2 separate regions of the Homo sapiens genome follow, and region 2 is linked to region 1. Evidence: chromatin loops called from intact Hi-C (ENCODE). Cell type or tissue: Panc1. All regions are shown on one strand. Each heading gives the region's core, and the rest is flanking DNA. Links, peaks and the distances in the headings are about the cores only.

Region 1 (6,293 bases), core at 456-5,455:
TGCAGTGAACTGTGATTGAGCCACTGCACTCCAGCTTGGACAATAGAGTGAGACTCCATCTCAAAAAAAAAAAATCAGCTTAATATTGATTTTAACACTCATTAATATAACTTATTTACCTCTATCCTTTATTTTAAAAATTATTAAGATGACTTGTGAATAATGAAACATAGTTTTAAATACTCTAAAGCTATATTGTCTAATATGGTAGCCACTAGCCACAGGTGATTTAAATTAATTGAAATTAAATAAAAGTGAAAATGCAGTTCCTCAGTCACACCTACCACATTCATGGGCTCAAGTTACTTGTGGCTACTATACTATACAGTGAAGATATAGAATATTTCTATTATCACAGAAAGTTGAACCATTAAACAATAGTTCTACTGACCTATAGTTCTGCCTCATTTCTGAAAAAGCGCAATGATTCATGAGTCAAAGTTGCCACTAGACAGCATTAGCATACATTTAAGAACCACCAATCCACACATCTTTTTATTTCCTGCCTCTACAGTGTTGTTGAAAAATCCTTCTCTCTTGGTTTTGCCTTGGGTGGTAGGGAAAGAGGGAGCCCACCCAGGAACCCGCGGACGAATGGGCCAATCTTTGCAGATGCTGTCAACACCCTGCCCAGTCCCTGGCTCTTTTGACCTCAGTGTGCACCAGCCACTTTCCAACTGCCAGTATCTCCATTTCTTTGACCAAGACCTTTTTCAGAAGCTGCTGCGAGATACATTCTGCCCATACACCTGGCAGGACAAAAGTGCCTGGGAGTTGACACCCAGTAAAAGAAGCCTTCTACTATTGATGAATGGAAGTTGGTGTAAAAATACTCTAGCTCCCCGCTGCCTCAAGTAGAAAAATCTCTGAGTTGTGTGTTTTGCAGCATTTTCCAGAGTGGCCTGTCATGGTAGTCGACTTAACAGTGCACCCTATATTGGCGATTTTGCCTTTCCTATGTCACTTTTTCTCACCTCATCTGTTTATTTGCATCTCCAAATAAACCCCTTGTGTGCAAGTCCTTGCCTAAGGATCTGCTTTTGAGAAAACCTAAACTTAAGACAAAATCCAAATTAAGGGGATGGGGGAGAATTAGAAAGAAGAGGGGCTTATAAGAATAAAGAGAATGAACATTTACAGTGTATATCATTAGATTGCAAACTTCTTCAGAGCAAGAACTGTGTCTCAATTTTCTATTCCTAATGTGTAGCACACACAAGGCCCTCAGTGAGTATTAAAGCGTACAGTGTTTCACACACGTGATTTCTCTGATACCCCAACAATCCTATTTGGTGGCTATTACAGCCATTTTTCAGCTGAGTAAATTAAAGTTCAGATAATTTAAATGAATTGCCCAGAGTCATATAGTCAGTGACAGTGTTCAGCCTGGAACCAGGGTTTCAGACTCTAAGCCGTATGCTTGTCCCTGTTGCTGGTGCCACCCACTTGCTGGTCATCCCATTGACTTGCCTGCGGGCCTGTTAGCTGGCCTCAGCTTCAGGAGACCATTGCAGCACCATGTTCTGTGCACCCACCTCTGCCTGAATGAACAGAGTGAAATATGTCATTTATTTCTGCTTCTGCTGTGTTGTAAGTGTGTTTTCAACATTATTTTCAGAGACCATGGCTCTTTATCTCTAGGCTTGATCCTAAAAACAATTGTGAAGAGGACAATGGTAAATTCCCGGATTCCTCCAGGCTCATCTGTGGCAGTGCCAGTCTCTCCCACACTCACCCTCTGAAGTCTCAAGGACCTGTGTTGTCACATGTGGCCCAAGCAGTTCCAAGACTCTCGAACCATTAAAAAGAACTTCTGCACTCCAGAGAATCATTCCGGGTTCTGCCCTCTGCCTTCAGTTCCAAATCTTTTGCTCTCTGAATCTTCTACTGAATTATTGGCTTGATTCTTGATTGGAGGTTTATTTCAGGTCTGTGCCATAAGGATATTTTCAATTTAAGGGTAGTTTGAGGTTTCTATCAAGCTTGTCGGGTTTAGAGGGTGAATGCCTGAGTTAGAATTCATTTCTATAAGTTTACTTTAAAGGAGAGTGTAAGACCTTGGGCAAATTATTTCATTCTCTGTTTTTGTTTCCTGATCTGTAAAATACAGATATTAAAAATACTCATTCATTTAAAAAGTGTCCATAGGTTGTTATGAGGATTACGTGAAATAACCCATGTAAAGCACCTGGTCTGTTGTAAACACGTAATTACTATAAGATACTATACCTTCTGTGTATACCCTCTTTCTGCCCACCTGTCATAAGCCCCATTCAGACTCTAGGAAACCCAAACCCATCATTGATGGGGCGGCCAGGGCCTCAGTTTATACAGAAATGGAATTTAGCTTAACATGTTACCTCTTTCAGGATTGAAAGGAACTCTGGGATTTAAGATTCCTCAACCCAAGGCATACATTCTAATGAGAAAAGTTTAGAAAGAAAGCCCATTTGTGAGTGAATGCTGCAAGATGGTAGAAAGCATTTGCCTCCATGTAAAAGCCAAGCAGTTTACCTCCCAGTTATTCAGCGAGGCCATGCCAAATGCTCAGTGTAGGTTAAACACCACATCCAGCACAGAAAGGTGGCAGATACATTATGACAAACACATGTATATGTGTGTGTCTTTATAGCCCAACTCTGCACAAAGAAAAGGTGGAGCTTACTCAAATAGAATAATTACAAGCTGAGAGGATTTGAAAAATAAAAGTCATCTAGTAAGCTCTATTTGTCTTTCTTATGTGGTTAGCTATGGGTCTACTATTGATTTCTTATTAACAACCTTTTATTTTTAAAATGGAGACTGTATAAATCTATAAGACTGCTTTCCCTGAACCAAAACCTTGGGTACAAAATCTGACAAATGTTTTCCCCCCTACTTTTTATATTCATGCATTTGTAAAGCATTGTGAATGCTTATAAGTTAAATTCCACTTGACCACATATTTAATGAAGCACCTAGTAAAGAACAGAACATAAATATCTAAAATGGGAAAATCACCAGAGAATCTGAATACCAAGGCAAAAAACCTGAAGGGATGGTGCCATAGTTTCTTGTCTCCTCCACAGCAAAAGCTCATTTTCCAGCTCACAGACACTTTCAAACTGGAAGGATTTTGAAGAAAAATCTGCTACCATCTTTTCTATATCCTGTGATAAACTACAGTTCTCATGAAGACAAAGAGTTTGGTCACACAATTGGAGCTGGCAGAAACATTTTTTTCAGCTCCTTATTACCAAACAAGATGGAGTCAGTCAGTGTTCTGTTGTGAGAAACTTGCCTTTCAGTCTGGTTGGTTTATAAGCTTTTAACAAACTGTCCTGAAGATGGCGCCACGTGCTTAGCTATGTTTTCTACCTGTATCATTTGGTGATTTCTGAAACCACTGTCTAAGGAACATACACAGACTTATGGGAAGATCTGTAGGAAATGCCACCTTGAAATGATATTCCTGTGTTAAGTATAGATATAAAACTAAGTCACCCAAGGAACAATTTGATTCAATTATCTTTAAATTTTCAGTTAGGAGAAGGAATTACGGAAAACAAATACAGTCATTGCTGTTCTGAGGTACATCAGTGGCATTTTCTGAAAGCCAAATTCCATCTCTAATCTTGTACTTTCTCCTTTGTTCCCTATTTGTAGCCATCCATCAAGTGGTCGAAGTCAGAAATTTGAATGACGTCTTTGATCCTTCTTTCTATTTTAACCTTCCGTACCAGAAACTCCACATCCCAATCAATCTCCCAGTCCTATCTGTTCTAATCCCTAAATGTCTCAGTTGTGTCCATGTCTGTCTCTGTCCATTCCCACTGCTACCAGTAAAGTTCAACAGCACCATTACCTCCTCCCTGCAGTATTGCACGAGTAGGTTAACTGTTTCCCCTTTCACACAGCTTGCTCCTCTCAATCTGCTCTCTTCATCTAGAGTGATCTTTCAGAAAGATAGACCTGATCATGTAATGCACCCCCCCACCCATTTACAATCTTCTATGGCTCCCTAGTGCTTTCAAGTAAAATCCACACTCTTGTAGTCTACAAGCCTTTTTTAGAATCTAGCTGTCTCCCAGTTTTCTAGCTTCATCTTGCAACAACAACTACCCCACTTGTTGTTTAACTTCGGTCATAAGATTTCTTTCCAGTTCCTAGTATGTTCACATCAGGATTGTTTATTTTTCCTGATCCTGCTTGTGCTCCAGCAGCAGCTGCAATTTACTCCTCTTCTATAGGCATAGCCACCACACCTCCATCTATCTAATTCTGGTTCACATTGTAGATCTCAATGAGAACATTATTTCTTAATAGAAAGAGTTCACTAGAGCACATTAGGACCCACCACTCTACGACTCCATAGCATCATGTACTTTCCTAATTTTAATAGGCATCTCATTTTATCATTATTGTTTATTTTCTCCTCTATTATAAACTCTGTGAAGGCAGGGACGATGTTCTTACACAACATTCTTATAATGTCCTATAAGGCCTTTATATCAGTCCGTTCTCACGCTGCTAATAAAGACATACCGGAGACTGGGTAATTTATAAAGAAAAAGAGGTTTAACGGACTCACAGTTCCACATGGCTGGGGAGGCCTCACAATCATGGTGGAAGGTGAAGGAGGAGTAAAGGCATATCCAATATGGCAACAGGCAAGGGAGCTTGTGTAAGGGAACTCTCCCTTATAAAACCATCAGATCTCTTGAGACTTATGCACTATCACTAGAACAGCATGGGAAAGACCTGCCCCCATGATTCAACTACCTCCCACAGGGTCCCTCTAATGACGTGTGGGAATTATGGGAGCTATAATTCAAGATGAGATTTGGGTGGGGACACAGCCAAACCATATCAGCCTTATATCATCTGCCTCCCTCACGTTACCTTTCTGACTTTGTCAGCTGAGACTCTCCTTTATTTCTTTGCTTCAGCCTCCTTGCTTGTTCTTCTAACTTGCTTCCTCTAGCTTGGCCTTTTTGTTTCTTCTGTAACTGCCAGACATGATCCTGCCTCAAGGCCTTTGCACCTAAAATGCACTTCCCCCAGATTTCTGTGTGGCTCTCTCCCTTACCTGCTTCAAATTTTTATTCAAATGCAACATTCAGCGTAGAGTATTTTCTGACCATCGAATCCATTCCCCCTACCCACCGCCAATGTTCCTATCCCTCTCCCTGCTTTATTTTTCTCCTTAGCTCTTATTACACCTAATACATGTATCAGTCCATTTTCATTCTGTTGATAAAGACATACTGGAGACTGGGGAGAAAAAGAGGTTTAATTAGACTTACAGTTCTGCATGGCTGGGGAGGCCTCAGAATCATGGCAGGGGTGGTGAAAGGCACTTCTTACCTGGCAGCAGCAAGAGAAAATGAGGAAGATGCAAAAGTGGAAACCCCTGATAAACCATCAGATTTTGTGAGACTTATTCACTACCACGAGAACAGTATGGGGGAAACTGCCCCCAGGATTCAAATTATCTCCCACCAGGTCCTTCCCCTCCCACAACACATGGGAATTATGGGAATACAATTCAAGGTGAGATTTGATTGGGGACACAGAGCCAAAACATATCATTCCACCCCTGACCCCTCCAAATCTCATGTCCTCACATTTCAACACCAATCATGCCTTCCCAATGGTCCCCAAAGTCTTAACTCATTTCAGCATTAACCCAAAAGTCTACAGTCCAAAGTCTCATCTGAGACAAAGCAAGTCCCTTCCGTCTATGAGCCTGTAAAATCAAAAGCAAACTAGTTACTTCCTAGATACAATGGGGGTACAGGTATTGGGTAAATACAGCCATTCCAAATGGGAGAAATTGGTCAAAACAAAGGGGTTACAGGCCCATGCAAGTCTGAAGTCCAGCGGGGCAGTCAAATACTAAAGTTCCAAAATGATTTCCTTTGACTCCATGTCTCATATCCAGTTCACGGCGATGCAAGAGGTAGTTTCCCATAGTCTTGGGCAGCTCTGCCCCTGTGGCTTTGCAGGGTACAGCCTCCCTACTGGCTGCTCTCATGGGCTGACATTGAGTGTGTCTGTGGCTTTTCCAGGCACATGGTGCCAAGTGTTGGTGGATCTACCATTCTGGGGTCTGGAGGATGGCGGCCCTCTTCTCACAGCTCCACTAGGCAGTGCCCCAGTAGGGACTCTGTGTGGGGGTTCTGACTCCATATTTCCTTTTTGCACTGCCCTAGCAGAGGTTCTCCATGAGGGCCCCACCCCCTCTGCCTGGTCATCCAGGCATTTCCATACATATTCTGAAATCTAGGTGGAGGTTCCCAAACCTCAGTTAT
Region 2 (6,293 bases), core at 843-5,842, 640 kb after region 1:
CATGAGGCTTTTCTTAAATTGATACAATAATTGTACATACTTATGGGGTACAGTGATATTTTGATACATGTATACAAAGTATAATTAACAGAGTAATTCAGAGTAATTAGCATATCCATCACCTCTATCATTTATCATTGTGTTGGGAGCATTCAAAGTCCTCTTTTCTAGCTATTTGAAAATATACAATAAATAGTGTTAACTATAGTCCCTCAAGAATGCTATGAAACACTACACTAGAACTGATTCTCTTATCTAGCTGTAATATTTTATGTCTGTTAAGCAACCTCTCCCTACCATCCCTTCTCTCCTGCCCTTCCCAGCCTCTAGTAACCACTATTCTACTCTACTTCTACCTTTAAGAGATCATGTTTTTTAGATTACGAGTGAAAATGTGTATTTCTTATGGCTAAATAGAACTGCATTGTCTATATATACCACATTTTATCCATTCACCTACTGATGGACACTTAGGATGATTCCATTATCTTGGCTACTGTGAATAGTGCTGCAACATGGGAGTGTAGATATCTCTTTGATATACTGATTTATTTTCCTTCAGATAAATACTCAAAAGTAGGATTGCTGGATTGTATGGTAGTTCTATTTTTAGTTTTTCTGAGGAACCTCTGGACTGTTTTCCAGAATGGCTGTACTACTTCACATTCCCATCAACAGTGTGGGAGTGTTTCCCTTCCTCTAAATCCTCGCCAGCATGCATTGTTTTTCATTGGTCTGATAACAGCCATTATAACTGGGGTGAGAAGATATCTCATTATGGCTTTGATTTGCATTTCCCTGAAGATTAGTGATTTTGGGCACTTTTTCATGTAGTCATTGGCTATTTGTCTTCTTCTTGGAAAAATGTCTAGTGAGATCATCTGCCCATTTTCAAACTGGATTTTTTTTTCTGTCATTTTTCCTTGAATGACTCTCTAATGTGAGATTCTAGGCAGAGTGAGAAACTGGTGGAGTAACTCAAGGTTTTGTGGGGGCTGGATTTTTTATATTCTACAAATCAGACATGAATATATTGACTCCTTTCCTTTATAAACAAGAAATGATTGCACAAAGAATTCACCTCCACTGACCTGTCACCTAGATTTTCTTCAACTATCTGATAACCCCAGACCAGTATGAGCCCAGTATTCTAGGTGGTCTAGCCAGTAACATTGCAGTGGTTTCAAGAGTCCAAAAATTAACTTAAATATACACCTAGGGGTTGGGGTGATTTTGAAAGTCCTATACACATCAGCACTTTACAGTACCCTGGAAAGTCCTGGAATCAAACACTCCTGCCTCCTCCATACACCCTATGCCCAAATCTGGAAATCCAAGTTTCCAAATATTATGATTATAGGATGGAGATGGTGGCATGGTTTTTAAAGTTTTTTAGCCAATTATAATACACAAGTTTTTTAGCCTATTCTGATAATCACTGACCAGTTGTGTTTCTGTTCATAAAGTTTTCATGCATAATTCAATGGTGACTATACTGTTATTACTTGAATAAGACATATAGTACAAGTTTTCTATATATGAAATGCTACCATTTTATACTTCAATCTGATGCATGCATGATTTGTTATAATACAAGTTCTGCATCTAAATATAGGTCCAAGCATGCAAAATAAATAGCAATTTTAATTTTGGTATTCTCTTGATTTTGCTAGTAACTGTTTTAAAATTAAACCATTTAAAATGAAAACACAAGCTAAGGATGGCTTCATTTATTAAAGATTTCTTCATCAAAATTTACTGAACACCAATAATGCACTAAATACTACAGCAAAGAGGCTGCTGGGATTTGGGCAATCATTTATCTTTACCTAAAGTTTGAAAATCTGACCAGGTACTTCTACTTTGATTTTTATGATTTAAACTGAAACGCTGGTAAACAAACTAAGCATGAAGCCTATCTTCTTGAATTACAATTGTTTACAATGCACCTCAATGATATGAGTAAGCCCTTCTAAAGTTGAGATTGTGGCAAATTTTTACAACACGGACAATAAAGGAAAAACAATTTTTCCCTTTATATTTATAAAAACAATATTGCCAAATAAAGAGGAAATTATATTTACCCATAGTTCCTTTTTTTCTGTGTATTCTCTTAATCTTTATTTTCCAACCTTTTTAGAAAGGTTATTCTCTAACCTTTTTTTCTATGTATTCTCTTAATCTTTATTCACAAACATACTTTTTACATAGTTGTAACCTGTGTATTCATACAATTTAGAGGAAATCACTAGTTAAGGCCTAATATAAAGAATTTATGCAGACTTCTCTTTAAGGAAATTATACAGTGTAAAACTTACACCATAATCCTCATAGACCTAAGAGTTTCAACCATCAGACCAAATTACAACTTCCTTTCCTTCCTTCTCCACTTGAGTAAATGAACTAATACGAGGCTCTCTTTAGTTTGAGTTCACTGTCCCTAAAAGAGTATATGTAAAATATTGTTATCTTCTTGGTTGCTTAGCATTATTTTTATGCAATCATTATAAAATCTTAAAATTATGAATGCAGATTCTCAAATCTGCATAAAACAATTTAAAGTTATTATCAAATGTCTTTTGCACAAGTAATTTTAGTACTTTTTCCTGTATACACTTTGCTTTTTAAGTTTTCTGGTATAAACGTCCCCACAGTAACTTAACCAACTATCTCATCGTTCTTATTCCACTCTTGTTGAGCTTATTGAATAAGGAAGGCATTAATACAAATGACAGACTTCTTCAAAGGACATCTGCATCTAAGTACACCATAAACACCAAAGGAAAGGCAGCATTATCTAGGTAGAGTAGGGTCTGCAATGAAAGAAGTACCAGTCTGGTTCCACCATACATCGACTGTGATTCATCTTGGTCCTATCGTTTTTGCCCCATGCAATTCAGGTTAAGTCTACTGTAAAAGGAAGATCTTATTAGCATTCTAATTCTTTGTGGATATGATGGCAAAAAAGCAAGAATATTCATAAGCATTTCAACATCCTCAGATGAAAGATACTGGATTTTTTAAGCAGAAGATTTCATTTGTTATTAATATTCATTAGGATAAATACCACTTATTACTAACTTGTCCTACTAAAACATCTCTGTATCATTCTGGTTAAAAACTATAAATGAGTTTACCTTTCCAGTACGTTTCAAGAACAAGTCTGGAGAGCATGCTAAACTGTTTTCATTTAGTGACACACTGACATCTAGTGGAGATTTATGGTGTGTGAAAGGATATCACACACCCAAAAATAACCACAGTTCTGATGGGGCAGAAAGAAAAAGCACCTTTTTGTTTTTTATGCAAGGCATCAAGAAAAAGATTTTTAAAAGATTAAATAAATGTACATTTCTTGTATACTTAAGTTTTGCTTGTTCAATTAGAAACACTCGCCAATTCACAAAACATAAAAAGACGGAATATTAGAGGTGGGAGTGGTGAAAAACTGTTTCATGTTGTGGTTTGAGAGATCCCAAAAAATATCCCACTAATTCAGAATCTAAAGGAGCAACATGTAATTATGTGCTCACTTCCTATTTACTTTTTATAGTGAATGCAGGCAACGGTGGAGGGAAGAAAGGAAGAAGGAAGGGGAGGGGAGGAGAAATGAGGGAAGGGGACATAGGAGGCAAGCCTTCCAGGGTTTCCACTACATCCCTTGAATTAACTTCTGCACCTCCTTGTGGTTAGAATTTTATTAATTCCAGAAGGAAAGCTCCTTTAAGCATATATGTAAGCTATATGGCATGTCACTAAGCATTTATTTAAACCTGCTCATTTAATATACTGTATTTACTTTGGAATAAAAATATAAAACAAAATGTTTCTATTACCCTGGGCTTTCCCAATGCAGCAGCATCAGTAAAAACATGGCTTCTGTGTTTGCTTTCTGTCCTTCCACAGGTAACAAGAAATAAATGCTAAGTGGCCCCAGGAGGAAGTCAATTTAACATCTGCATATTTTATTTAACATATAATTATTTTAATTAGGTAAGATTAACAATTATTCATTGGAAAATTATCACAATCATATCATATCAGGTACAGTACAAATTAAATCTAAAACGGTGTCCCCTCCTCCCCCTTTAGGGAACCTGGGAAGGACTCAGAGTGCCGATGGTGTATTTGATATACATCAGCCTATTTCCTTGTTTTCTATTGAACTTCAACCACTGGATGGAACTTCTTTACACCACTGTTTAATTGCTTCATTATTCCAGTGAGCAGGCAAGGCTGAAGAGGAGGAATTCTGGAAGCTGGAATAAAGAATTTATATTTGTACTGCTGTGTGCTTAGCCTCTGGTTCTGGAAGACCTTTCCACCACACCTCTTCTGAAAAAAAAAAAAAAAAAGAAAGAAAGAAAGAAAGAAAAGTGAAAACATCTTACTGTTGGCCTGGAGGAAACATGGAACTAAAAGAAATCCTCGAGAACTAGGAAATGTATGATTTTTCTCGCGAAGAATGTGTATGACGTTGTTCCTGCCACACCCAGAATGCTAAATTCTTTAATTCACTCTTTCAATTATGTCTGGAAATAAGAATCATCATCCAGAAATCATTAGACCAGCTCTCAAGTGTAAAATCCTAAAAATATATATATTCTTTTTGAAACAGGGTCTTGCTCTGTCATCCAGGCTGGATACAGTGGTATGATCATGGCTCACTGCAGGCTTGACCTCCTGGCTCAAGCAATCTTCCTGCCTCAGCCTCCCAAGTAGCTTGACTATAGGTGTGCTGACTATGCTTGGCTAATTTTTAATTTTTTTTTTTTGTAGAGATAAAGGTCTTGCTCTGTTCCCCAGGCTGGTCTTGAACTCCTGGCCTCAAGTGATCTTCCTGCCTCAGTCTCCCAAAGTGCTGGGATTACAGGCATGGGCCACCACACCTGGCCCTAAAATAATCTTAAGGCAGCCATGTTGCTTAATTATAACCAAATGTCCTTAAATAAATATGCACCACTGATGGTGTTGTTAAATTTTTAAAAAGAAATATACTCACTTATTTCCTTCTCAGCAATTAATAAACTTCAATCTTCAGAGCCCAGAGACAAAAACAAACAAACAAAAAAACAACAAAAAAAGATGCGACACAACCTATTAGCACAAGCAAAAACAATGTTCTAACAGTGAAGCTTCATGCTGCACTCAAATGCATAATTATCCATACAATTTAAAATTGTATATTTTATTGCTTTAAAAGTCTTTCAGATACTTTACACTGCCCACTGTTTTACCACGAAGTAAATTTTCCTTTCACTACATTTCTGCAGCGTTGTTCATTGTTTTTAGTTCAATTACATAGTTGAGAAAATTCAGGCCCAGAGAAGTAAAAAGAAAAAAATTCCTTGCTACAGAGCAAGGCAGCAAATAAGGCATTTGAAAGCTTACTCTATTACAGGCTGGTGGTTAAATTAATTAAACTATTCTGGCTCTGGAATTCAGTATTCTAAAGACCCAGAAGTCAGATTTAAAATATCAATTATTATTGAAGTGTTTTACTCACTAAAAAACTATTGTGATAAATCAATGACCTATAATTACTCCAAAAATATAACTAACATTTAAAAGTTGTGATCTCCATATTCATTTCTTTCAAGAGAAAGTGTCAAAATGTGTTAGGCCCCAACCCTTGGTAATTAGTTTTTGTATAAGTGTAATATAGATTTTATTGGGTATGCTCTATAGATGGTGATTTTAAAGATTTCCCAGCAGGATCCCAACTTTGGAACTAAGGCTGCTGTCCCTACAGTGCAGAAGAAGCAGATTCCAGTGATTCTCAGATAATTCACTAGTTGTTTGCAGGGGGGAGGGGGCACGTGTTTGTGTATCCTCCTAAATAGGTCTTCTAATTCCATTTTCCCAGGACATGCTGCCAGGTCCTAGACAGGAAATGAGTCTTCCAGACATGTCCAAAGTTGCAGATTCTAAGAGGTGGCTATTCAAAGATCAGTCCATGAGCAGGTTACATAAAATGAATCTAGAGATGTGGTCAGAGTACTTGTGCACAATATATTTAATCTCGGAGAAAGAATTTACAGTAATATTATAGAATCAATATCAATATTCCCACCACCAGAATCAACCACTTTTTGTGATCTTGACTTCCCTGGAAATGTTAAGAAAATAGAGCCAAGTCTGACTTACAGAATCTGAGGAAACTTTATTGATCTCTTTATACTTCCAGCATTATGAGAGTAGGCAATACAATGTTTTAACCCAACCAAGCTCAAAGGAGTAAACCTTTTTCCTGAACCATAAATGGGCTGGATGTTTCCTCCACATTATAGTAC

The links. Peaks named below come from ENCODE experiments on the same cell type or tissue, not always from the same donor. Only the 100,000 strongest peaks of a DNase experiment are listed, where the experiment ranks them.
Region 2: it touches region 1 in a loop (6-fold over the local background); 50 of 110 quality-filtered maps call a loop at or near these places.

The regions. Positions count from the first base shown.
Region 1 is chr2:181,712,259-181,718,551 of GRCh38, reverse strand. No RefSeq gene overlaps it. Among named protein-coding and RNA genes, the nearest start is that of NEUROD1, 35 kb to the right of the region's middle. RefSeq lists an enhancer at 3,397-3,446. In Panc1, for the core only: CTCF peaks have their summits at 3,121 and 3,323 (motif pointing right); a DNase peak (open chromatin) is centred at 3,341; H3K27ac peaks cover 406 bases.
Region 2 is chr2:181,074,238-181,080,530 of GRCh38, reverse strand. No RefSeq gene overlaps it. Among named protein-coding and RNA genes, the nearest start is that of LINC01934, 46 kb to the left of the region's middle. In Panc1, for the core only: CTCF peaks have their summits at 3,034 and 3,238 (motif pointing left); a DNase peak (open chromatin) is centred at 3,180.